Linked DNA regions of Homo sapiens: regions 1 and 3 are each linked to region 2. A link is a contact called in ENCODE Hi-C data. All regions are on one chromosome and are shown on one strand. The core of a region is the stretch at or near the end of the contact, and the rest is flanking DNA. Distances in the headings are between cores, read along the strand shown.

Evidence for each region. Hi-C counts contacts between places; a loop is a spot of excess contacts on that map. Pooled maps may share reads with other maps.
Region 1: a loop to region 2 is called in a pooled map, with 14 times the contacts of the local background. The contact joins two enhancer-like sites. A Hi-C loop is called at or near these places in 8 of 37 single-sample maps with no recorded cell type and 4 of 50 pooled maps.
Region 3: a pooled map shows a loop between it and region 2 (10-fold over the local background). The contact joins two enhancer-like sites. A Hi-C loop is called at or near these places in 2 of 37 single-sample maps with no recorded cell type and 3 of 50 pooled maps.

Annotation. Positions count from the first base shown.
Region 1 is chr3:61,357,299-61,360,889 of GRCh38, reverse strand. All of the region lies in intron 3 of LOC105377114 (a long non-coding RNA gene), which reads left to right. Among named protein-coding and RNA genes, the nearest start is that of FHIT, 110 kb to the right of the region's middle. Within about 2 kb of position 2,294, at least 2 of the 41 ENCODE cell types and tissues checked have a DNase peak (open chromatin) inside an H3K27ac peak, as active enhancers do.
Region 2 is chr3:59,449,697-59,452,867 of GRCh38, reverse strand. The region is part of intron 5 of CFAP20DC-DT (CFAP20DC divergent transcript); the gene reads right to left. Among named protein-coding and RNA genes, the nearest start is that of CFAP20DC-DT, 360 kb to the right of the region's middle. Within about 2 kb of position 1,352, at least 8 of the 41 ENCODE cell types and tissues checked have a DNase peak (open chromatin) inside an H3K27ac peak, as active enhancers do.
Region 3 is chr3:58,348,386-58,351,792 of GRCh38, reverse strand. The region is part of intron 1 of PXK (PX domain containing serine/threonine kinase like); the gene reads right to left. Among named protein-coding and RNA genes, the nearest start is that of PXK, 17 kb to the right of the region's middle. RefSeq lists an enhancer at 2,008-2,287. Within about 2 kb of position 1,857, at least 9 of the 41 ENCODE cell types and tissues checked have a DNase peak (open chromatin) inside an H3K27ac peak, as active enhancers do.

The sequences.
Region 1 (3,591 bases), core at 1,045-3,544, 1.9 Mb before region 2:
ACATCCTAGAGCTAAATTGTAAAATCCCATTAAAACCTAGTCATATAAAAATAAAAGATGCTGCCTGGTGCACTCCATGACACGTTATGGTGAGGTCTCATCACATTACAATAACAAATCCCAAAACGAAGTGACTACTGTGTAATAGAATATGATGGAGAGAGAGTATATTAGTGATGCAGCCAACTGCATTTAATTAAATCCATGTCCAAATTAGTTCCCTGATTGGCATGTAAAAAGAAAACATGTTTACTATGGTAGTTCAAATAGCATGATTATTGTTTTAGCACACAGGCTTTTTAGCCTGTACCCACACCCTCTTTTTTTTTTTTTTTTTTTTTTTTGGTCTTCAAGTGTCTTGCCACCTCATGGATGAAGTAGGTATAACTGAAATCTCTCTTTGTCTTGGGTAAAAAAGAAACAGGCTCTCATAGGGTAAGTAGCTTGCTCAAGTCACCAGCTAATAAAGAGCAGAGCTGGAATACAAACTCAGGTCAAGAAGATTCCAGAGTCCATGCTCTTTCATTTATGCCAAAGACTGCCCAACTATGGCCTGCAGGCCAAATCTGGCCAGCTGTCTGGTTTTGTGCCCCTCAAAAGCCAAGAATGGTTATTATAGTTTTATATAGTTGAGAAAAAATCAGAAGAAGAATAGTATTTCATGATGTGTGAAAATTATAAGAAATTAAAAACTTAAAATGTCAATGTCCATTTGTAAAGTTTTATTGGAACACGGTCATATCCATTTATTTATGTATTAACTACAGCAGCTTTTGCATTACAATGGCAGAGTTTAGTTGCAGCAGAGATTATGTTGGTCTGCAAAGCCCAAAACATTTTCTACCTAGACATTTATAGAAAAAGTTTGCCAACCTCTGATCTAGTCCATGGTTCTTAAGCCAAGTTAAATGTAAGCATTTAATGTTACATTAAACGTTCAGTTGAAGGCTGGGGCCCAGGGATCTGCATATTTAAAAATAAATACCCAGTATCATTTGACATACTTTCTTAAGTAATTATGATTACTATTACTGTCTTCCATTATGATTATGTGTGTATTTCTTCCTCTCCTTTATCCATCTTTGAGGGCTAGGACCATGCTAAAGTATCTTTGAATGAAAAAACAAGCATAGAATTTATGTATTAGTTTATTAGATATATATATCTGAGTATTCATTGTATGTCAGGTCCTCTTCAGTGGTAGAACAGAAGACCTACAGTCTAGGGGAAGACAAGAAAAAGGGCCAGGATAAAGCTACATGATAAGAAGTCCACATTAATTGATTAGAATAATACTTGCTATACATAATGGTAACTCATAAGACCCTTCAACTTTCAAAGAATAAGTTATTTTGGCTGCACGATAGCATTAGATGTATCTTACAGAATTTAAGAGTTTATACATTGGTAGTGCAAAAATAAGGTATAATGTATAGATATCACTGGAATTTGGGGGCCAGATAACCAGTGGTTAACTGTGTTTTGATCAAAATGATGAATTAGTGTGAATTCACAGGACTCATTTGTATGGCTATTTGTCTGGCTACTATATATTATAAAAACCCAACATATAGATGTCATGAGCTGTAGAAGGAACTAGATAAAGAGAGCCCATTTAACTTCAATAGGAAGGTGTCTAGAGATTAATTTTAGCACTTAGTGTCATTATGACATGTAGAATGCTGTGTTGAATAAATCTAATGGATTTTAAAGTATTTTTTAGAACTTTGACTTAATTATGATTTTCCTGGAACTGTGTAAGGCTCCTACTGTCAATATGCTAAGGTAACACTTTAGAATGAGAAAATAAATTTTCAGTTGAAACGTTACTGCCATCCATTAGACATGGAAGAAGCAGCTGTTACCACACTGCCAAACCAGGGTTATTTTTTGAAAAACACTAGTACATGCTGTAAGAGCAGAAAGTAGAAAATTACAATGCCATTTGAAAAAAGAATACCCCAACAACTTAAAAATAAACACTTTTACGTAGATGTATATATTAGTTATCTCTGGCTGTATGACAAATTACCCTCAAGTTTAGCAGTTTAAAACAACAAATATTTATTATCTCATAGTTTCTGTGTGTCTGAAATCTAGGAACAGATTGGATGGGTAATTCTGGCTTAGGATCTCTCACAAGATTACATGGCCAGGGCTGTAGTAATCTCAAGGTTCAACTGGGGCTGGAGAGTCTTCTGACCTCTCTCGCATGGTTGTTGTCAGGGTCCAGTTCCTCATGGGCCGTCAGACTGAGACTCTCAGTTCCTCACTGGCTGTTGGCCAGAGGCCTCTTTCAGTTTCCTGGCACATGAGCCTCTTCATAGGGCAGCTGGCTTCCATCAGAAAGAGCAAGTGGGAGAGCAACAGACAGCCAGGCAGAACTCCCAGTCATTTTTTAACCTAATCTCAGTGGTGACATTCCATCATTTTCATATATTTTATTCATTAGAAGTGGGCCACTAGGTCTAGTTTGCCCTCAAGGGCACAAGAGCATGAACACTAAGAGGAAGTAAACCCCAATTTTTATCATATTTCATTATAAGAGGAAAACAGGCATAACAAATCCAACCATTAGAGAAGCACCCTTCATTGGTAAAATATTTGTTGAGTGCCTACTATGTGCCAGCCATGGAGGATATGATAGTTCAAAACCAGCAAATTTCCCTGCCTTCATGTAGCATACTTTCTGTAGGAAATAAACCATTAGAAAGCATACTATATAGTGTCTGGTACACAAGGCTCTCAAAAGATGTTAGTTATTTTTTTTTTTCAGGGTAGATGGATATCTCCCCTGTCCCAGAAACAGAGCCAAACTCTCCAGTCTGTTGCATCTCTAATCCTATTGTAGACAAATATGATTTGTTTAACCAGAGCAGAAATGGCTTTTCTTTCACTTATGCTTGAAATAGGCGATTCATAATAGTTCACAACACTACACACTTGTAACTGCCTTTCTCCCATTTGTGTTTTTAAAGTGGTCTTTGTCAGAAAAAAATATAAATAAAAACACTAAAGAGTCCCACGGAAGTAGCTGTCCTAGTAGGTTTCCTGCAGCGCCGTGCTGACCACTGTATCCTTTTGCATTACACATGCCAAGTTGACCTAACGTCTTCCAGCTCCGAATTATTTTAATTGCTTTTTTTCTAGATGCATCTTTTCAGTCTCTCAAGGACTCTTTAAAAAATGGCTTCTTGAACTACAAACAAGATTTCAAATGTGTGCCTGGTTCTGCCAGGCAATTCTGCAGTTGCTTTCTCTAATTAATATTCCATATCTCAAAAAAACCGTCTCAAGATTTTAATTGACTTTTGTCACCCCCATCTCATTCAAGTACTGTGCTGGCCATCCTCGTACATTATTAATAAACCATGCGTACTCTGTGTGTTTTTTCCCTGCTGCCTGATGTTTAGTTCTTTCTTGAACTTTGTTTTGAATGACAATTGAAGGATAATTTATTGTGCTGGGCTTCCGACACTAGTACGGTCAGCTATAGTTTGCTGTGCTAATTAGGAAAAAACTGTCAATCAAAGAAGTTATTCACTTTAGAGAGTAGACATAGCTTCATTTGTCTTGTACATAAACTCCTTC
Region 2 (3,171 bases), core at 103-2,602:
TGATTCAGCCGAACCATGGCTGTTATCTCACCAGCAAGCCATATAGCCTTCCAATGTGGGAATGAGGTTGAAAAGTCTGACAAAAGCAGTGTGGTTCATTTCTGAAATGGCAAATTAATTCTATTTCCAGGGCAGACATGAGAAATAAATATCTCTATTTGCCACTCTAGAAAGATTTCATATTTAGGTCACTAAAATACATAAGTTCTAGATCTACCTCCACCCCACCCCTGTTTAAAAACTCCCACAAACACAAATCACAAAAATATATAAAACAAATAATAAGGTCATCAAAAAGCAAACTGATGTGGTTGTCAGGGGCTCCCTGGCAACCAGGGGAAATAAGGACTTACGTAATGGATACAGAGCTTTAGTTTTACATGATGAAGAGTTCAGGTGGTTGGGTACACAACAATGCAAACATACTTAACACCCCTGAACTGTACACTTAGAAATGGTAAATTTTATGTTATATATATTTTACCATGATTTTTTCAAAATCATATTGAGATATCAAAACTCAAAGTCTTGCAGTTTTGGTCTTTAAAGAAGCTGCACATAGAAGCTTCTGGGCCCCAGGAAAACACGTTACATGATATCATGTGTCAGTTGGCCAGGATGCCTTAGACCAATGAGAACCTTCACCAAAGGGGCAGGCATTTTGGCTTTTAACCATCTATTGCCTGCCTGGCTTGGAAGCATCTGGTCTAGGCATGATCAGATCCTGCCTCTTTCCACTGATTTCCACCCTTTGGAATCTAAGGCCTATCCTCCTCCCACACACTCTTTCACGGATTAACTCTGAGTAGTGATGGCTACACAGTGGAGCTCATTACCTGGTAGGGCTGTGCGAGAAGCTGGCATGCACCCGTTCAGGGGTCCTCACCAATTCTGGGAAGTGGGTACTGTTCTTCCTCCCATTTTATGACTAAGAACACTGAGCCTTTGTAATGACACATTGATCTACATATGCCTACATTTTCCTCTTTCCAGGGAGAGTCACAAATAAAGGAATGAGAAAGCAACGGAATCTCTTCTCCCTGCCCGTTCACCTCCAGTCTTCTGGGTTTGTGGAGCATGCCCAGAAATCCCAGCAATTATTTCATCCACTTCACTATAAGCAACATTTTCCTGCATGAAATGCACTCCATCTGGGCTCAAACAGAGATTTATAAAAGCAACCTTTTTTGTCTTCACACAAAAGAAAGGCTAAGAGTGAAACTGTGGTGAGGTTTTGGTGCTCAACAGAAGGCTTTGGGAGGAGTCGAGTGCAGTTAGATATAAATAACATCGTTTAAGCCAGGATGTGGCTTGGTGACAGCTAACTCTGACTCTGGTCGCTTTGCCAGAACAGCTTTCAGCTGTTTCACGTGATTTCACAAACCCTTGAACTGCAGAGTTATTTCACACCTGCAGAGGTAATGAATGCCTTTTGAGAACATTTGCAAAGTTGGTTGGCAAAAGTCAAAGAAACCAGTGGAACACAAGCTCTCCAGAGGCCTTTTTCCTGTTCCACACGTGCTGTGCCTCAGTGAGTAGAGGGAGGCCGTCAAATGGAGTGACTACAAGTTCACAAATAAATTGTCTTCTTTACCAGTGAGTCAGTGTACCTCAATCTCATCAGAATAGAAAAACAAAAATGAAAGAACCTCAGATTTCATGGTAGTGGCAAGATACAGGGCTGAATGTCCTGCCTGCAGATGTGGGGCCCCTGTTCATAGACTGCCATGTCATCTAGCACATAAGCAAACAATGTACAAATGCCTGTGTATACTTGTTACAATTCATGCCAGGAATTTACCTCCTGGGTATGTGAAGTGTCTGTGTTTCAGGGAGTGGAGATTTCTGATCTCTCCCTCTCCTGCTACTTCCCATTCATCTTTTAACTCAGAAGCTGTAACTCTCCAGATACAGAGATGCCAGTATCCCACTTTGCATATTCCGAGAAAAAGAGCAGCCCAGACATAATTCAGAAATTCATAATCAGCATGGCCACAAATAAAATTTTAAAAGTCATTTCTTGTGAACATTTCATGGTGGTGGATTCCTCCGCATATAAAAGGACTATGTCCCATAGGAATTTATTAGTAGTCTAAGAAGGATTCTATGAATAAATTATACAAACTGTGGAAAATGTGTCAAAAAGGATAGAACTATTTGCTCAAAAATTCTGGTAAATAGACTTAAACCATGCGCATTACGTGGGGATTACCCATTCAGAGAGAATTTATTTATTCAGAAAATGTTTATTGCTAGGCACACCCAGTATAGACAGGTGAACACCACAGTTTTGGTTCCTGCCTCATGGAGTTTACCGTCTAGTTGGAGAGGTGGTTGGTGAACAGACGAACAAATATAAAAACAAACATGGACAGTGCTGAGATACAGCAGAGTGATGACAAGAGATTCAGAGCCCTTTCTTGTACTGAAACATGCAAATTTTCTCATTGATTGCTTGTTAATGTTTTATAGGACTCTTTAGGGTACAGCAGGGGGCCTCAAGTATCTTGAGAATAATAGTCATTGTTCTAAGTGGCAGTGAATAGAGAATTCCAGGGAATATGTGATTAGATACTTACAATGTCAAATCAACCTAACCAAATACCTTCCATAGAAGTGTCTGGAGAGGCAGGTGAGATAGCATAAAAAGTGAGCTTGGGTGGCAAGTAGACCTGGATCTGGATTCCACCTGCACTATTCATCCGTTGGGTGACCTTGGGCAAAGAACTTGAACTCTCTAGGCCTCAGGGTCTTAGGGTGTTAAAGGGGAAAACTGTACCTACATCAGATGGTTCTTGTCAGAAAGAGCTAATAAGTCATATACTATCTGTTCAATTCTGCTCACACAAAGTAGATGTTTAAAGAGGCAGCTGTGATTTTTATTGAGGAAATTCAGTCTCTCCCTCTTACAAAGGGGCAGCACAAAGTATAGCCATGGGCTTCCATGAAGACAGGCTCTTTCTGGAAAGCCAGAATAGGGACTCTTCTTGTCCTCTCCACCCTCCTCCCCTTGAAATGAAGGTATATCTAGTCACCCAAGATGAAAGACCCAAAGCAATCCCACCAACTAATACTTTTCTGCCCTCTGGTAATTTTAAAAATAGTAGTTACTTCTACAATGTCCCCTGGGTTATAAATTACCTGCCTTTGATCAAGATAAAAAGATGAGTC
Region 3 (3,407 bases), core at 608-3,107, 1.1 Mb after region 2:
TATGAGAAACAATTGTATCAGTCTCTGATTTCTAAGAAGGAGTACCATGACTCCAGCCTCTGTTGTCCTAGATTCTATGCCCACTTTTGGCTATTTTTTTTTTCCTACGTTTTTCAGGTTATCCTCAATGAGCATAAATTATTTTTACAATCAGGAAAAACAATTTTTGGAAAAGTTTCTCAGTTTGCTACACATGTAATTTAAAACATGATACTTTAAAATAAGAAATCCTGGCCAGGCACGGTGGCTCACACCTGTAATCTCAGCACTTTGGGAGGATGAGGCAGGTGGATTGCATGAGCCCAGGAGTTCAAGACCAGCCTGGGCAACATGGTGAAACCCTGTCTCTACAAAAAATACACACACACACACACACACACACACACACACACACACAAATAGCTAGCTGTGGTGGCGCACACCTGTAGTCTCAGCTATTTGGGGGGCTGAGGCGGGTGGATCACTGAAGCCCAAGAAGGATCATTTAAGCCCAGGGAGATGGAGGCTGCCGTGAGCCGTGATTGCACCACTGCACTCCAGCCTGGGCGATAGAGTGAGACCCTTTCTTGGAAAAATAAAATAAATTAAATAAGGAATCCTGAGTAATAAAGATTGAGATCATCTGAGCTTGGGTAAGAGCCTGGTATGTTATCAATGATAAATGCACCTTTTTTCCTTTGACAAGGGAGCTTTTGGTCATTTTACTACTCATCAGTACTTTCTGTGCTGGGGAGACTGGGAAAACAGAAGATGAAAGTAAAGTAAAGGAGCTCTTCTACTTGTAACAGGGCTGCTAAAGCATTTAGTGGGAGAGAAGCTTGAAACTATAGGCTGAAGTCAAGCTAGAAGTCCCTACTGGTTTTAATAATGGTCACCATCACTTAGGATAACGTACATATAAATCTATCCTTCCTACTCTGAGAAGGTTGCTGTGTCATCCTGAGACACTAGCTCCAATTTCATAACCAACTGTGGAAGTGACCACAGTACACATGCCATGCAGACACATATCTTCAGAGAGGGAGGTATAACTGCTCTGCTTATGGGGCACTTACTCTCTGCCTTCTAGCCCTCAGTTTACTCCATCTCCCAACAATGTCTGAAGGGAGGCGTCACTACATCTCTTATACAACAAAAACCCTGAAGCTCAGAGAGGGTAGATGCCTTAAACAAGGGCGCACCACTAGTATGTGATGAGAATAGACTCCACCCCAGGCCAGTCTGACCCAGGGGCACAGCGGTTCCTACCTTCTATGCCCTTGGACACAATACTTTCACATGCTCCAAGGACTCATTTTGATGAACAGAGTGCAGCTGGACAGGCAGAACCAGTCTATCAAGTCAGGGGGAAGCTGACAGGGTGAAGGGCAGAGTAAGGACAAGAACCCGGGCCTGGAGAATATGAGTTACTATAGCAATAGAGCTCTCAGAATACCACAACCACCTGGTTTTAATACCCCTATACTTTGCAGCCTACCTCCTACTACATGGACACAAACTGCTGGAGCTGAATGTAATGTGAGCACCACCTAGAAGTTATGTACAAGTAAGAAACTATTTTTTCTCCAAAATGTTAAGCAAGCCCCATAATGTACATTAGGCAGTTAAGAAGCAGTCGAAAGGAACATTTTTATAAGAACATGCCTAAAGTGGACATCAGGTTTATGTGATCCTCAGCAATTTGAATAGTAGTTAATTTCAGTTGTACAAAAACGGAACAGGGTCCTCCACAAAGCTGTTTTGCTTCTACACTGTGCTCCTGTTAAACTCCCCAAGGTACTAATAACGGTTGCACCTCAGTGAGCTTCCTTCCTGTGTGTTACTCTTAAAAACCACAGAGGCTCTGGGACTCAGTAGTCACAAAACCCCAATGGCTGCAGGGCTAGCAGGTTCTATCCGTTAAGCTCAGTCTTTCTCAACCAGTTCAGCAGTTTGAAGAGAGCAGTGACCTAAGGCTTGATATCCAATATGGTAGCCACTATGCACAAGGGACTACTGAGCTCTTGGAATGTGGATAGGGTGACGAAGGGACTGAATTTTTAGCTTAATTTTATTAGCCTAGTGGCTAAAATACTGGATAGTGTGCAGTTACAGACTGTTTATTTGCAGGTATAAACACAGATATTTATGAAAATGTGGCCAGGTGCTGTGGCTCATGCCTGTAATCCCAGCTCTTTGGGAAGCCGAGGAGGGTAGATCATTTGAGGTCAGCAGTTCAAGACCAGCCTGGCCAACATGGTGAAACCCCGTCTCTACTAAAAATACAAAAATTAGCCAGGCGTGGTGGCAGGAGCCTGTAATCCCAGCTACTCAGGAGGCTGAGGCAGGAGAATCGCTTGAACCGGGGAGGCAGAGGTTGCAGTGAGCCAAGATCACATCACTGCACTCCAGCCTGGGCGACAGAGTGAGACTCCGTCTCAAAAAAAAAAAAAAAAGATATTTATGAGAATGAAAGCATACTAAACATAGTGTGTTATGACTTGCTTTTTCTCTCACTTAATATAACATGGATCTCTCTCCATAACAACACATTTGGGATTTTATTTTTAATTTCTTTTGGAGATGGGGTCTGGCTCTGTCGCCCAGGCTGGAGTGCAGTGGTACAACCATAGCTCACTGCAGCCTTGAACTCCTGGGCTCAAGTGATCCTCCCACCTCAGCCTCCCTAGTAACTGGGGCTACAGGCATGAGCTACCATGCCTGGCAAATATTTTTAATGTCTGTATCTCTGCTGCCTAGTAGCCACAAGCAATATGTGGCTACTGAGCATCTGATATGTGGCTAGTCCCAATTGAGATATGCTGTAATTGTAAAATACACACCAGATTTCAAATACTTTTATGACAAGAGGAATGCAAAACATATTAATTAAAAAAAAGTACAGACAGGGTCTCACTCTGTTACCTAGGCTGGAGTGCAGTGGTGCAATCATAGCTCACTGCAGCCTCCACTGCCTGGGCTCAAGGGATTCTTCTACTCAACCTCCTGAGTAGCTGAGACTACAGGTATGCCACCACACCTGACTTTTTTTTTTTTTTAAGTTTTGTAGAGACTAGATCTTGCTATATTGCTTAGGCTGGTCTCGATCTCCTGGCCTCAAGCAATCCTCCCTCCTCAACCTGCCAAAGTGCTGAGATTACAGGCATTAGTCACTGCACCTAACATAGTAATAATTTTTATAATGATTCCATGTTGAAATTATAATATTTTGGATATATTGGGTTAAATATATTATTTAAATTAATTTCACCTGTTTCTTTTTACTTTTTTAACATGGCTACTAGAAAATGTAAAGTTACATATGTGGCTAGCATTATACTTCCATTGGACAGCACTGCCCTAAGGCCTCTGTCGTATGTAGTGAATTAACTCCATCCCTATGCAGCCAGAATGGAAGAACTGAGAAA